Regions from separate parts of the Mus musculus genome. Here region 2 is linked to region 1. A link is a loop called in an ENCODE intact Hi-C map of the cell type or tissue named here. Cell type or tissue: left cerebral cortex. All regions are shown on one strand.

Evidence for each region. Hi-C counts contacts between places; a loop is a spot of excess contacts. Peaks named below come from ENCODE experiments on the same cell type or tissue, not always from the same donor. Only the 100,000 strongest peaks of a DNase experiment are listed, where the experiment ranks them.
Region 2: a loop joins it to region 1, with 2.6 times the contacts of the local background. A loop is called at or near these places in 8 of 42 quality-filtered maps.

What each region holds. Positions count from the first base shown.
Region 1 is chr13:18,865,093-18,873,092 of GRCm38, forward strand. It overlaps Vps41 (VPS41 HOPS complex subunit), which reads left to right. Exons shown (of 29, transcript NM_172120.4): 29 at 1,028-1,719. The coding sequence ends at 1,108. Among named protein-coding and RNA genes, the nearest start is that of Amph, 79 kb to the right of the region's middle. In left cerebral cortex, a CTCF peak has its summit at 3,317 (motif pointing right); DNase peaks (open chromatin) are centred at 3,012, 3,304, 3,595, 5,640 and 1 more place.
Region 2 is chr13:19,124,868-19,132,867 of GRCm38, forward strand. It overlaps Amph (amphiphysin), which reads left to right. Exons shown (of 21, transcript NM_175007.2): 17 at 159-281. Among named protein-coding and RNA genes, the nearest start is that of Gm31887, 65 kb to the right of the region's middle. In left cerebral cortex, no CTCF peak of the experiment used is centred here; a DNase peak (open chromatin) is centred at 3,096.

The DNA of each region.
Region 1 (8,000 bases):
CTAGTCGGCCATCACTGGAAAGAGAGGCCCATTGGACACGCAAACTGTATATGCCCCAGTACAGGGGAACGCCAGGGCCAAAAAGTGGGAGTGGGTGGGTAGGGGAGTGGGGGGGGGAGGGTATGGGGGACTTCTGGGATAGCATTGGAAATATAATTGAGGAAAATACGTAATAAAAAAATTAAATAAAAAAAAGACACACAAACTAAATAAAGCATAGAAAACAAACTAAAAAAAAAAAAGGAGTCCTCTCAGAAGCCAGCTTTCTTTTTTTTTTTATCACATAAGTATATTGTTTACTTTTCAAATGTGACAGATGCAGTGTACTATAGTTCACATAAAAGCATACCCACTTGTGTGAACTCATGCTATTGGCTTGATGACGCCTGAGCAGTGGGCTGTGTGTTAGAAAACACTTGGAAATCAGTGGAGGGTTTTTGGCCTGCCTTGTGTGGCATGATTCTGTTATCCTGGCCAGACAAAGCTGGCTCTACTGTGATGCCCCCCACTGCACCCCTTTTTTGCATTTGTGTGTACATGTGCATGTGTTTGTACATACATGTAGAGGCCAGATGACTACCTCAGATGTCCTTTCCCTGGAGATGTCCATTTGCAAGAGGGTCTGCTCTCTGGGACCGAGGACTCAGCATGTAGTCTAGGCTGGCTGACCAGAGCCCAAGGATCCATGACTACATGGGACAGCACTGAGGTTACAAGCATGTGCCACCACATGTATTTTTGTTTGGTTTGGTTTTGGTTTTTTGGCCTTTAGACCATGGGTTCTGGGGCTTGAACTCAGGCCCTCATGTTTGTACTTCACTAACTGAGCGGTCTAACCGCCTCGCTTGTGTCCTTTGAGCTGCAGAGTCATAGAAGCATGTGTCCTGTCTGAGCTAAAGCATCCTCTACGGAGCCGGGAACGATGCTCCATCACTTCAGAGCCCTCGGCTCCCTGGATGATGACAGAATCACATTTCTGAATGTAAAGGTAGACATTTTTTAACCCATGTTTTTAAACTGTTTGCAGAATGCTCCTGCACAATACTGCAACATCTGTAGTGCTAAGAACCGTGGGCCTGGAAGTGCCATCCTGGAGATGAAGAAGTAGGCCTGCCTGCCTGCCCACCCTTTGCCACTCTCCACTGAGTGACTGCTGGACCACAGCAGCTGTGTCAACGCCAGTGCTGTTGAGTGACGTGTTCAGGGCTCCTCGGAGCTCCCCGTCAGTTGTTTTCTCCAGACCTTCCTTCCAGAAGCTGCTCCTTGTCACCGATGGAGAAGTCGAAGCTCTTCCCATGCCATGAAATATTGCATTGCTAATCAGTATTTCATGATTTGTTTATTTGGCTTATTTAGTTAGCAAAAGAGTTCAAAGTGACTTCGTTATACCCTAGTTACACCCACCAGGCATGAACTGCACTACTGAGAACACTGCCAGCTACAGTCGGCCAAAAGTTCTGCTGGTAACAGTTCTGGCATGCCTGGCTACACTGTTTGTCATCAGCTGTGGGTAGCCTCCTAAAGCGCATTTAGAGGTAAAAATTAAAATTAAAGGTAAAATGCTGAGAACTGACACTCCTTCAGTGACATGTGGGAAGACCATTAGCTGGGGTACTATAGCCTTATGTTTGCTACCTACGCGCTGACTAGCTCAGTTATCTGCCCCATCAGGTCATCAATATTTGTTGAATGAATAAATGTTGCCCTTCTCATTGTGAATCCTTTATTGTGTTGCAAGCAGACAAGTGCTCTTTAAGGAATAGAGGTGAGTTTTGGCACTGACAAGCTGTGGTTGATAAGTAGGAGGAAGCCAGGGACCCTGTCAGAGTTAAGTGAGACTCTCCAAAGAAGGGCCAAGGATAGATTTAAGGTGTATCTCACTGCCTGGAAGGGTTGGCAGGAGTGTGCCTCACTGCCTTGACTTTTTGTTGTTCTTAATGTTTCCAGTTTGATGTCAAGGTTCGGCTTGGTAAGTTTTGTCACTTCCCTTGCTATTCGGAGCAGGTGCACGGCCAGAAAAACTAAATGGAACTCCTGAAGGGGAGGATGGGTGGTGCCAGGTCCACCACAGTTTACTTCCGAGGCAAATTCCATCAATTCCTAAACCACATTTGGACAATAACCCCTAAGTACAGAAAAGGAGGGAGTAAGCTTGCTTCATTCTTAATAACTGAGCCAGGATGCAGATAGCAAAGGGTGTTCATTCCCTTTTCAAGAATCGATTAAGATCTCCAGGACGAGATGGTGGTGCAAGCAAAGAGCACCACCCTGCCTCCCTGGGTAATGCTTTCTTTTTTAAAAAACTGGTGGATAATTGTACTAAAGGGTAATTAATCCTTTCCATTATTTCTCACTTTATAAACATTTAAATACAACAAAATATTCAAAATGCTAGTTACCCAGCCTCTCTAATGTGTGACCAGCCCATGAAAAACACCTGAAGAGCCGAAAGCATGTCTCAGTGATTAGGAGCACTGACTGCTCTTTCCTAGGTTCTGGGTTCAGTTCTTAACACCCACATAGTAACTCATACCTGTCTGTAACCTTAGTTTCAGGGGATCTGAAACCCTCTTCTGGCCACTGTAGGCAACATGCATGTGTGTGGTACACAGATATACATCCAGCCAACGCACAGATACACATAAAATAATTTTAAATCTTTTAAATAAATAAAACATGCCTGAAGCCAGGTTGGTCCACTTTTACCAGAGATTATAGACACAAATGTTTGTCCTTGAAGAAATCTGCCTCGTGTATGCATCAGCCAAATTCAAAGTTACTTAATGACAACTGTTTTATTTGTTTATAACCAGGATTTCCTACTTGCTGGTGCTCATTATTGAAAAGTTTTTCAGACACTCTCAGTCAGTTATTTGGTTGTTGCAATATAGAAACCCTATAAAACAAATCCTTGTAGAGTAACTATGATATGCAGGGCTTTTATGAGCCTTAGCCAGCCTGCAGCTGTGTGTGCAGGCTTCTTAGTAGATTGGCCGTTTGCCCATGAAGAAAGACAAAGGCTCAGCAGCTCCCCACAAGTCAAGGCAGGGGTCAGTGTACCAGCTGGATTCAACTCCGGCAGTCACAGTCTGCCTTCAGGGCACCTACTCTGACCCACTGAAGATCTTTTTACAGAAGTACTCAGCTGAGCTGTTCTGTTCAGTACATAGAAAGAGGAAGGTATTGATTACGAGGTTTCCATGGGTAACAGAATCACTGTGGATCTGAAGAGCAAGCAGTAGGAAGATTCTAGAAGCATCAAGCCACCCACACAGCCTGGCTGCAGTGGCTGCCCTGAAACCACTGCCCATTTCCAGCAGAGGGCGGCTGCACGCAGCAGTATGAGTCACCATGTTGTATAAATATTAACCTGTTCCCCAGTTCCACATAAAGTTCTTAATAACTGTCAGGAATACTGAGTAGGCACATACACATGGGGGAGGCATTTCTATATGTTAAATACTGAATCAGTTAGTTGTGGTTTGTTATTAAGGCCTGGGGTGTTAATACTACATTTCAATTGTACTGAGTTTTACTTCGTATGCCTTGATTCTGCTGAGGGCTGGTTTCTACAGTCTGAGGAAAGACACTTTCCTTGTGTGGCACAGATTCGAGCATGACTAGGAACAACAGTGTGACACTAGGAAAGACAAGAGAATGATAATCAGTCTGAATCAATCCTCACAGAGTCAGCCCCTGCCCATGCTCTTCCTGTGCACTCAGCTAGCGTGGGAGTTCTGAAGGCAAACATGGCATGACCTAGCTGCACTCTCAGGATTCCCTGTGTCCTGTGTGTGCAAGGGCTCACGGGCTTTGGTTTGATCTTCATAACGCATTGCCAGTTAACTACAGCCTCCTGCCTGTCACTCCTGCATGGTGGCTACGAGTTTACTTCTGTGCCCTTCACCTATGCACTGCTGTTGTACTGATGACCCAGTTGGCCCAGTCAGTCCTCAGCCACCCTGACCTTGGACCACTGGCTAGAGGCTTCGCACGTGTCTGCCTTTATCCAGTTCATGATTGTCTATGGAACAGATGCAGTCTTGGTTCACTCAGTTATCCAGTCCCAGCTGGCTCTAGCCATTAGTCTGTGCACTAACCCTGGCACCATGAGAAACACAGACATGGTAACTTGGTTGATCTTTATCCATCACACTGCTAAGAATGTATGTAAATGGGTAGAAGAAGATGGACATTTGCTTTCAAAGATTGCTGCTTCTAAGAGAAAGTAGAAAATAGGCTGGCATCTATCATCTGGTAGAGCTTATCCCTTTTCCCACTGACAAGCTGGGTCCTGGGATAGAAAGTAGGGCATTCACCCTGATGCCTTAGCCCTGCAGCCTGGTCATTTGAGCTCTTGGATCTTTAGGGCAGTAAAATTGACTCTTACATTATTATTATTATCATTATCATTATTATTATTATTATTTTGGGTTTGGAGTTTGCAAAAGCTGGATCTACTGGCAGCTGTTTACTAAATTTTTAAAAAGATTTTGGAACTTAAAAGATTTGCTTTTCCTTTCCTGCTGTGGCCTCCCTGCCCTTGTTTCTGTCTTACCAAGAGCAAGGGAGCTATAGCTGAAAGCCCAGGTATATCAAGTGATGTAACTTTGATTATATCAGGTGTCTCCATGCCAGTTCAGTTCATGTCCAACTTCATTCCCCTTCCCTTTGTCATGGCACCCTGTGGTCTGTAGGGTCAGTATGGATGAGAAACCTTTTGTTCATCTTAGTGCCTAGTGCTTCTACTGGAATGACTCAAAACATCTGGAAGATGCTGAGGGAATGAATGACTGGATGGGTGGATGGGTGGGTGGGTGGGTGGATGGGTAGATGGATAGCACTACTCTACCGTACCCCTTTCTCTCTTGATCCTCACTATATATCTATGTCTGTCAATGTCTATGGATATGTACACTTTTCTCTGGTCTGCTTTCTTACTCTTAAAATGGCTTAGAAGCTGTCATGTAGTTTCCATCAATCTTCAGGCCCTAGAGTTCCAACCAACACCCTAACATACACATGACAATGAACAGCCCACCCAAAACATGCCTAAATCAGAAACAATGATGATAAGTGTTTAAGTTGTTAAATTTTGGGGCCATTTGTTATACAACAGTAACTTGCTACCACATGACCACAAATATGGACCATCTGTCTACTAAAAAAGAAAAAAGAAAGAAAGAAAGAAAAAACTGTGATAATTTTAATAGATTATTTGCCCTATTTACAGAGAGAAGCACTCCTGATTTAGCAGGTGAGAATACTTACTTGGTTTAGGTGTTTTAAAAAACAGATCTGACAAAATAGAAGTAGCCAGGACACGGCTAGAATGTGAAAAACAGGCCATTTAGGAAACAAGCGGACAGATTGGACACTATAATACTGTAAAGTCACAAAATCTGAGAAGAATGGGAAATTTCAAAATTTAGAAATTGGTTACATAAAAGAGGAGAAAAATGATTCTTCCAGGTGACTTCAGAATAGCTGCTGAGATGCGCAGGTACGAGCTGTGCACCAGCTGGCTTGGCCTAGGATGGCTTATGTTAGGGAATGTCATCTAAATATAAGGAAGCTTTGGGTCCCAGAGACCCTGAAAGGGATGGAATGGCTCAAGCTAAGATTGGTAACCATCTGTCAGGGTGCTGAAAATGACATTGAGCTGTCCCCAAAAGTAGTTGGTCTCTCAGTCTCCATTCTACTCTAAGCAGCTCTAAATCCCTAGAGAAAGAGCAAATTCAATCAGAAACAGCAGAATTAATCAGCTACTCTTATTTCTGTACTCAGATCCTGTGCCCATCTGCTGTGTGTCTGAATACCCACATCTTTGGCCAGCTTATAAATTTGGTCGCTTCAGGCCCCTTGCTTTCATTCTACTACCAGAGTATTGATGTGCCTCTCCCGTCTGATTACTACGTCAGCTTCCTTTTTTGTTGTTTCCATTTTCATTAATGTATTACTTTTGCTCCGAATAATGCTAGTTCTCAGAGTTGTCAGTAATTCATATATATCTTAGTTTTCTTAAAGAAGAAATGAGCATGAATGTTTGCATGTGTTACAAGTAGTGATGTATTCCACTCAAGATTTGATTCTTGTAGTCCTAACTTGACTCCAAATTGTGACTGTATTTTAAGATATATACAGTATCCCTATACAATATGACCTTCTTGCAACACCACACACCTGGGCTCAATCCATCTTGGATCTCTCTTTCCAAAATGATGTATTACCAATATTACCAATATTTTCTCTCTGGTTCATTGATGGTAAGTTTCCCCACCAAAATATGTAGTTGAGGGCATATCTTGAAATATCTTTCTATTTAAACGTAAAAAGCTCAAGAACACACATTTCTCATCCCCAAATTCTCAAGGTACTGTTAAGAAGTTAGTAAATGTTATCCTAATTTGAAATTCTTTTTAACATAACTTCTGTAACAATGTTTTAGGTTTTAATTATTTAAAATCATACACTAAGATTTCTGTTCAAAATATGTACTGCACAGTTGTAGGCATTTGTTCAGTTGTGTGATAGCAAATAGCACTGCAAATCACGCTTGGTCTAAGCTCTGTTTCAAGTTGGCTTGACACTGTGTATATAAGTGGAATATGGAAGTGTCCCCCAAAGGTCCATGGGTTAAAGCTTTGGTCTCTAGGCTGGCAACATTGGAAGTTGAATCTCAGGTCGTAGGGGCTAGTAGCTCTGTGCTTTTATTACATGAGAACAGTTTGTGTCAACGCACTTCAGTGACTTCACCAACACCTGTATAGCTAGCTGCTCAGTCTTGAACTTTATAAGACATGCTAGCCCTCCCCACCCCTTATCTCTCTTCCACTCCCACCTCTATGTAAGGTATTTCAAAGTGACACAAAGTTTAGCCCCGTGTAGAGTTTGAGCCCTGGGTTTTTTCTCAGGCTTGTGTATCTGAAAAGGACCCTTATACAGCCCAAAGAGAGATTAACTTCCCAGAGGTGCTGTCACCCAATACAGGCTTCCTGTGTTCCATGGAACTCATTGTTTCCAAGAGTTCCACTGTAGGATTGAATCATTTGTCAAAACTCGTGCTCTAAAATAGGTTCTCCAAAAGCATTTCCTAGTTATGAGTGGTGTGAGTTAAGGATTAGGGGACCACCTCACTGATCTTAGGGTGAAGATGGTGATAAGTACCATAGGAGGACTATACCTTTTGACCTCTAGCTAACTTGTGCATATCTTCCAGCGTCTTTCCTCCTGTGCCCAGCTGTCTTGTTAAGGGGTTTCGTTGCAGCTTAGACTCTGGAGAATTTAAACCATTGGAATAATTTATTTAATTCCAGTTTATTTAGTCACAATTACTGTATTGTTAGTTCAGTAGTTATTTTTAACTCTGCCTATTCCCAGTGCCTTCGGAGTATACATCAAGACACTCAGGTATATCTACTGACTAGGGGAATAATGTGGCTCTAACTCTGCTAAAGCCCCAGCCTATGGAGGCCCAAAGCAAGCTAAAAGCAAGCAAGGAAAAACAAACAAACCCACCATTCTTCTGGAGCCTGGACTTCAAGCATCTCCCCTCCCTCTTTGTTCAGTTGTATAGCATATGGCTGCCATCATTGTAGGGTGTTAAAAGAAAATGAGCTGGTAGGATATGGGGACTGGCACAGTTGGTACTGTGCTTGTTGGAGCAGCATGAGGACCCAAGTCAAATCTGCGTACCCAGCATAGCTGGGGTGGAAACACATGGATCTGAGCATCTCCCTGGCTAGAAGTCTGGCCCAAATGGCGAGCTTCAGGTTCAGTGAGAGAATCTGTCTCAGTGTTGACTTCTGACCTCATATGCAGGCATGCCCACCCAGAGAAACATGACAAGAGATGGGAAGGAAATACTGACCTTTTAACCAGGAGGTAAGGAGCTTGGTAGCATGAAGAGAGGAACTGTTTTCTGCACTATGAATCTGAAGTTGAGGAGTTCGCTGCACTTAAAACTTCTGTTTTCAAGAATGTGGGGTTTTCCTGGGTTA
Region 2 (8,000 bases), 260 kb after region 1:
AGTGACACTAGATGATAGAACTCGTTTTTCTAGAATGAATTCAGTGGAACTGGCTGCCTGCTCAGAATGATGCGGAGATTCTGGGTTGTCCAGAATTCTGCAATGTCATCTATTCACATGTTGAGGTTTCTTTTCTTCTTACCCCCAAATAACTCAAGGCTGAAACTGAGCAGGCTCTACCTACAGAGCCCCAAGCCGAAGAGCCTCCTGCCACTGCTGCTGCACCTACTGCTGGGCTGGACCTTGGGCTAGAGATGGAGGAGCCAAAGGAGGAGGCTGTGGTGAGCACTGTCCCCTAACGCTTCCATTCAGTCCACTGCTTCCTTCAGTCTTCACCATGAGCCTATGTATCGCTTCCTATCCGGGTCTTAGCTGCCCTGCATATTTCTCTGACATCATCATCATCATCAGTGAGACTATACCAAATAATCAAACTTATGCATTAGGGAAACTGCCATGTAGCCATGGTGTGGCTCTTTAAAACTATCCCATGATTATTCTGTTGTCAGTGGAGAGAGTCAGACCTATTTCTGTGATCCACCTGAGACAGTTGGAAACGTCCTGTCATTAGAGATCAAGTAGCCCATGATAACTTTGTTGTTCATGCTCTGTGCTTCTCGCAGTCAGGGATGCACAGAGTGTTTCCAGGCCCGTGGCCTCTTATCCAAAGCAATAGAACGTGAGGTCTCATACAGACCTGCAAACAAAACAAGATAAATTAATTTACAGCAAAGTGATAGTTCAGATTAAAGAGAGATACACTGACAGGACTGAGAGCAGGACACATGAGGGCATATTATGCCTATGCATAAGTTGTCATTCATATGAGTAAAACCAGATGCATTATGGGAAAGGACATGCATAGTAGAGCAATGGCATAACCTAATCAACCAGACCATAAGATGGACCCTAAAAGAGGATCCTTTTGTCTTACTACATATGCAACAAAAGCTAGTTCCAGCCGGACTGGCCATTCTAGTCTTCATACCTAACTAGGTTTGGAATTCACTTGAATAATAGATGTATGATTTGTTACCAGGGGTGGGGAAGCCTATAGCATTGTTCAGAAGTGGAAACATATGGAGCCTGGTGCATATGGGAGTGTAAGGAGGCTATGACCTTTCAGTGCATTGTTTGGATATGAGTGCTTATACATAGTATGTGCAGGTGATGAAATGAGGCTGCCATGTAGAGTATTACAAATTGGGGGATGGAGCTGTATAACTCAAAGCCAAATGGATGTCCATGGTCACTATCCCGTCTCCTATGTCTTTCTGACATTTATGTATTGATTCCTTATGATTTTACTTTCATAAGTTGGTAATGGCTCAATACTGAACTAATAGTATATATTTTAGACCAATGAATCTATAAATATTTATTATCTAAAAAACACTTTTTCAAAATCTAGTCCATGCAGGCTTTGAAGCTATGAGGGAATTTATGGATATCTTTTGTGCTGGGTTGGAGATCCACCTACTGCTCAGATACATTTTTTTTTTTAACCTTGATGCACAAGGAAAACCTGTGGGGATTTTGTCCCTCTGCTAACAATTGAGAGGAGATAAGGAGTGAGTCAGGTGCAGTGGTCAGGGGGATCTTTCAGCAATTGACTTCTTTAAACGGGGTTCACAGAACAAAGACAAATTAAGGATTATTCAGCAAATACCGGCTACATCATTTTTTCTAAACATGTGTTTGGTTTTTCATTACATACTCATGGTTATAAGTTCAGTCACAATTAGAAAGTACAAATAGAACAAATTTTATTTTTATTGTTGCTTTTTTAGCTCCAGTTCAATAATTCTAAAGAATGTCTTCACTAAAGCAAAAGTTCATTATATAGTAGACTGGTATTATTTGAAGTTTTAAAGCACTCCAGGCAAACTGCAAATAGGTGAATTGGTCTTTTTATGAATAGCAAATTCTAAGACTTATCACCTTTGCCTATACTGTTTCATCATCAGCCTTATAAAGTAGGAAAAGTTGTTTTAGTTGATCGCTCCTATTTACTGAGCGCTTTCCTCCAGGTGTGTACCCTGTAAGATCCCCAATCTTTAAAGTACATTTTCAGAGAGTTCTAAGCATATTACAAAAAGCAGTCATGAATCTGTTACCAATTCTCCTGGCCAGTGAGAGTTTGTCAAGTATCTCTATGTTTATCCTGTCCCATTCATACTGTTTCAGTTTGCTTGGGGGAAGATACCCTGAGAAGATTCCTAGACTCGTGGCCTCATCTGTGCTTATCACAGTCTCCAGGGCATGAGGATGACTTGCAAGTAGGGCCAGATAAAGTTATTTCCCTAAAAGCAGAAGAGATAGTAATTTCACGACTCTTCAAAAAGAACTCAGACATAATTTTCTTAGGAAGAGACATAAAATGAATCATAATGCAGAATGCCCCCCAAAATGCAGCACACAGAGACCAAAGCATAAAAGTGAGAGTGGACATTTGGCTCATCGCTGCTGGAACTATGTCAAACCTCTGTGCTGGCTTTATAGCTTTCGCCATTTCCAGTGGATATGGCTGTGCCAAAGACCCACACTGCAAACAGAGATAATGTCAACATTAAGCAAGCTCGTGGATAACAAAGTGTATAAAGTGCTGCTGTGCAAAATGAGGAAGGCAAATGGACTAAGAGTCCCACCCCTGGATCAATGCAGCAGCAGGAGAAGACCTGCTCAGGAATAGCAGGTTACCAGCCTGGTTCCCAGAGACAGGAAGGAAGGGCCTAGCAGCCTCCATTTGGAGCTGGGGAAACCCATGCAGTCCTGGGCAGAAAAGAACCAAAAAAGTAACTGGCAGCATGGAGTCCTACAAAGGTGGGGCGTGGGAAGGGAAGGATGGGAGAACAGGGAAGAGTTTAGCGAATTCAGAAAATGGGACAGCCCCTCTGGCACTTATTCTTGCAGAAACTTTTAACGCAATAAAGTGTCGTTAATACATACTATGCCCTGTGCTTAGAGCCAAGTTAACAACAACAAAAATAAATGCATTGACTTTGTCATCTCTGCAGATGATTTTTTCAAGGAAGATGTGGAGCTAATTCTAACAGTTATTGCCATGGCAACAGTGTAGCAATTGGTTGAGTTGGACTAGAACCCAGCTGCTCAGGGATTCTGATGGGACTACAGGAAGGACTAGAGTAACAGGTCGAAAGCTGAGTGAGATGCAGAGGAAGAAGGGAAAATCCAGTCACTCTCTTTGGAAGAAAATGCATGAATGTGTGAATCAGATTTGCAGTACCAGGTACTGCTTCAACAGAAACTCCCATAGGATGTGAGCTTCTAGGACGGCACTCTTCCTTTGATCTTGCTGGAGGGAGACTGTGGTAGGCAGTGTTTTAAATATCATTTTGTGAAGACGTGTATCAACTGCCATCCTATGTCAAAGTACCAGTATCTTCTCTATGAAATTATAATAGTCTCTTGAAGACCCAAGTTGCCTTATGACTTTCTCTTTAAAATAGACTTTGATGAAAACATTTACTCCTTAATTTTAGTTCTTTAAAATTAAAATTTAAAATTCATAAAATGCCATATTTTTCAGCCTGTTAAGAGCTCTGGCTACAGCCTCATTTAGGGGCAGTAAGGAAAAGGCAGTGATGGTCTCCCACTGCTTCAATCCCTTTACTAATTTCCTCTGTAAGTTTACACAGCCAGCTCCAAAGAGAACTAGCAGTGCACCTCCAACCCTACCTTCAGCACTCCTTTGTTCCATCCCATTTCTTCATCTGGACAAAGAGAACACAGAGCTCCAGGGGACTTCCACCTTTGGGATGACATTAATTCTTAGCTGGTGAACATGATTGAAACATTCTTGTTTGTATTGCAATGGAGAAATCCCACAAAGATCAGAAGGCCTTTTGCACTTTCCCATTCCCTACATAACTTTCTAAAGAGAGAAATCTAGAAGGTAATTGCCAAAAGTAGTGTAGGAAAGTTCTACCCAATTGTTCTATTTTCATTCTACTGTGACCACAGTGACCTAAGGAAGAAAAGGATTTATTTGACTCAGCTTTCCATGTCACACTTAGTCATTGAGGGAAGTCAGAGCAGGAGCTAAAGGCAAAAACTGGAGGGAGAAACCATGGAGGAACACTGCCTGCTGGCCTGTTTGTTCAACTTTATGCTTAGCTACCTTTCTTATACAGTCCAGGACCATCTGTTTAGGGAATGGTACTGCCAACAGTAGACTCATTCCTCCTTCATCGATTAACAATCAAGACAGTGCCTCCACAGACATGTCAAAAAACCAATTTGATCCAGGCACTTCTTCAATTATGGCTTTCCTCTAAGCTGTGTCAAGTTGACAATCAAAACTAACTAGGACACCAACTAACCTCTTCTTGATTTCTGTTTGTTGCAAAATTTGCTGTTGATGAGGAAAGACTTTGTGATATGATTGATTGCTAGTTCCCAAATAGTACAGAAAATAAAAAAAGTTATGTAGATGATGGTATTCCAAGTGTATAAGGGATGACCTCATGTCACAATAGTAGCACGTCTGACTCCAAGTGCTAAGGATACATATCAATTGTTTGAAAGCATACTTAAAGACCTCTTCACACATTGCTGGCTTGAGGTCTAGTACAACCGCAGGCTGTGCTCAAATTCTAAGGATTGCTAGAGAACTCTCTAATTTAGATGTTTATCATCTTGGGTACAGATTGGTTTGACAAAAGCACAGAAGTTGGACAGACAGTTCCAAACCTGTTCACTACTTGAGAAGCTTCCTTGAGCTCTTTTCATCTTAGTTAACTCCCAGGAAATGGAAATAAGCTATAATAGAGATGTTAACAGACTAATATGCAATAAACACAAACCTTCTGTGACAGCATATGGAGAATGGTGCATTCACAGTCAAAGCCAGCTTCTTACCCAAGCTATAGGATGGACATGTAATAAAAATGTCAGTAGTCTTTCTGTGCGCCAGAATTATTATTCTTTAGAATCAGAATAAACTAGAAAGCCTAGAACTCAGTAGTCTTTCTATCAGTTGTCTTTATAAAGCAAACATCAGGAATATTGCCATGTTCTGACTCCAGCAGAAGCCATCCTGCAGTTATCAGAATGTATCAATTATTTAAAATCTGTAATGTGTACTTCTTGTAACCTTCACTTGTCATTATGTCATTTATGCCAGAGATAGTGTAGATAATTGCATACATGAAGATGGAATGAGCAAACTAAAAACACTAAAACACGATAAAAAAAAAAAAAAACAAAGTTAACTTGTATCAGTTCTATTGTAATCAGCATTGATGATGCAAGAGAATTTTGGCAACAGTTAAGTTTCTAGAGTGCTGTATTTTAGAAATTTCAGCTACAACCAGGAGGCTGTTCCACAAGTGAAAGCTTAGAGGTGACTGAAGCACTGGCTGAGCCTACAAGGCAGAGGATGCTTGAGCACTGAGGTACCTTCCTACAGCACCCATGCCTTGACGCTGTGCTGTTGGAACATGCTTTGACACACATTTAGGACATTCAAAGTATGCGATTATATGCATCTGTTTGATTTCAGACACCAGGGCAAGAGTCTGAGGCTTTGGTAATTAATATATCAAACCACCCTGGCCTCCAAGTTCTCCCAGCATCCCTCAGTTCCTACCTGGCATACCCCAGCTCTGAACTTCCCAGCCCAGGGGCTGAGCTGCCCTTCCCCAGGGGCTTTTTCCCCTATATAATACAGGCATTTTGGTTTCTTCTTCCTTTTTTTGTGAGCATACCCCCTTCTCTCTTTCTTTCTTCCCACCCCTTCCTCATGGTGACTTCCCTGGCTGTGGTCCTTGGGGCCAGTGAACTTGTCCACTGGAAAGCAGCTTCCCAATAAACCCGCCTTTAGTCTAATCTAATCTGGTTTCAATTAGCTCAATTCACTGATGGAGGAGAAATGGCCTCTCAGCAACAACTTGATGAATTCCAGCTTTGGATGGTTTCTACTGCTGTGATAAACACCATAGCCAAAGCATCCTGGGGAAAGGGCTTATCTGATTTACATATCACAATCACAGTCCATCCTTGAGGGAAGTCAAGGCAGGACCTCAATTAGGGCAGGGGCCTACAGGCAGAAACTAAAGCAGAGGCCACAGAAGAATGCTGCTTACTTCCTTGCTTCCTATGAGTTGCTCAGTTTGATTTCATTTATAACCTAGAACCACCACCCAGAGTGTTCTTGGCATTCCTACATCAGTCATTAATCAAGAAAATAACCTGAAAGGGCACCTGGAAGTCTCCAGATGGGACGCAAAATGGAGAACAACAACAACAAAATCAACCTAACAAACAAACAAATAAAAAAACCCAAACATTTCTAACATTCAGGAGGTATTGAGACATCACTGAATTTGAAGTAACTAATTAAGATAGAAACAGTTTGAAAGCTACATAGGGCGTATAAATCAACACAAAAGAAGAAAGGGATTGCTTACAAGATAGTGTTTCATTTTAGATAACAGATTACAAAAGTATTCTTCAAAATACGGGGAGAAAAGTTTTAAGCTGTCTTCTTGCAGTGCAATTGAAGATGACGTCGCTGAGAGGAAGTCATTATATGTTAGGTGGAAGAGTGCGCTTTAAGGGAAGAAAATGCAAAGTTAGAATTAAGAGTTGAGTGGTGCCGAGGAGGAGAAATTTTGTAGAGAAGTGATTAATGATAGGAGCAGGCACTGAGGATCTCCCATCACAGAAAGAAACTTTAGTGAAGTTAACAAATTGGAAGGCCAAAAGGAAAGGTCCAACTCCTGGACCATTGCTGATCCTCGAGATGAGGCATGTCATGTTGAGTGGAAGTTGCCTAATTGAAAGAATCCTTGAGGGTAGATTATAAGAAATCACAATCAGCAAGAGACAAATTGTCTCAGGTGGATGTGTGTAAGATTATTTATGTGATAAGTATATTGTTTGTAGATCTGAAAATGAAGACATGAAACTATTTAGAGAAAGAAAGGGGAATAAAGAAGATGGGGGAGAATAGGAAGGCCAATATGCAAACATGGTCCAAATAATGATATACCAATAAAAAAATCCGTGAGACTCGTTACTATGTACAATGAATATATTTTATCAAAACATCATACAACTGCAAACCTAGTGACAATAATATCTAAATATATTGTTAAAAATGTAATTCAAAGCTTTAAAAGTCCTGCAAGTAAATAACAGTGAGGCCTGCTTCGCACTCACCCTTCTCTAAACAAGGTCAGCAGTTACTCGAACAGTCCTGCGCTTCCATGCATACTATAACATCACCTCCAAGTCAGAAACTGACCAATCGGAAGAGAGCAGAAGGCATTATCAAAACATAGCGACATGAAATATCCAGAAGAACTGGGAACACGCTTATGAAAACATATTGCCACTCCTCTCACATGGGCCATATAAACATGCATGAGTAAATAAATAACTTATTTGCAAGGTAGATATTTGATGTCTACTGTACAGTTCTTTTCAGTTTTCTATTTGAAAGTTTTCATAATGAAATAGTATATAAAACCAGGCTTTCCAATCTCACCAGAGATATCATAAATAAAAAGAGCAGCTTAGAATTTAAATGGATAGTTTTTATGGTTACTCACAAGCCCAACAGATCTTCCTCACAGTGTATAACATTAAAACTAGAAACCTTCAAGTAGTCAGTGTTATCAGAATTGCTATATAAATTATTAAATATGAAAGCAATAAAAGTTTTACCTACCTTTGATGCAATTTTTTTAAATGAGCATGATTGATCTTTTACTTAAAAAACAAAGTCCTTGGGTGATTATAAAATTAAGAAAAATAAATATGTCAAAATTCTACTCTAACATACTTTCATTAGTTTTTGGCTCATGGCATCTTCTTTAAATAAGGTGTGTGTGTGTGTGTGTGTGTGTGTGTGTGTGTGTGTGTGTGTGTGTTTGTTAAATTATCAAATTATGTCCACATCTACAGTTATTAAAATTATTACTACATCTACAAATGATAAATAATTGGTAAGCTGCTTCTCAGGTATTGTTTGG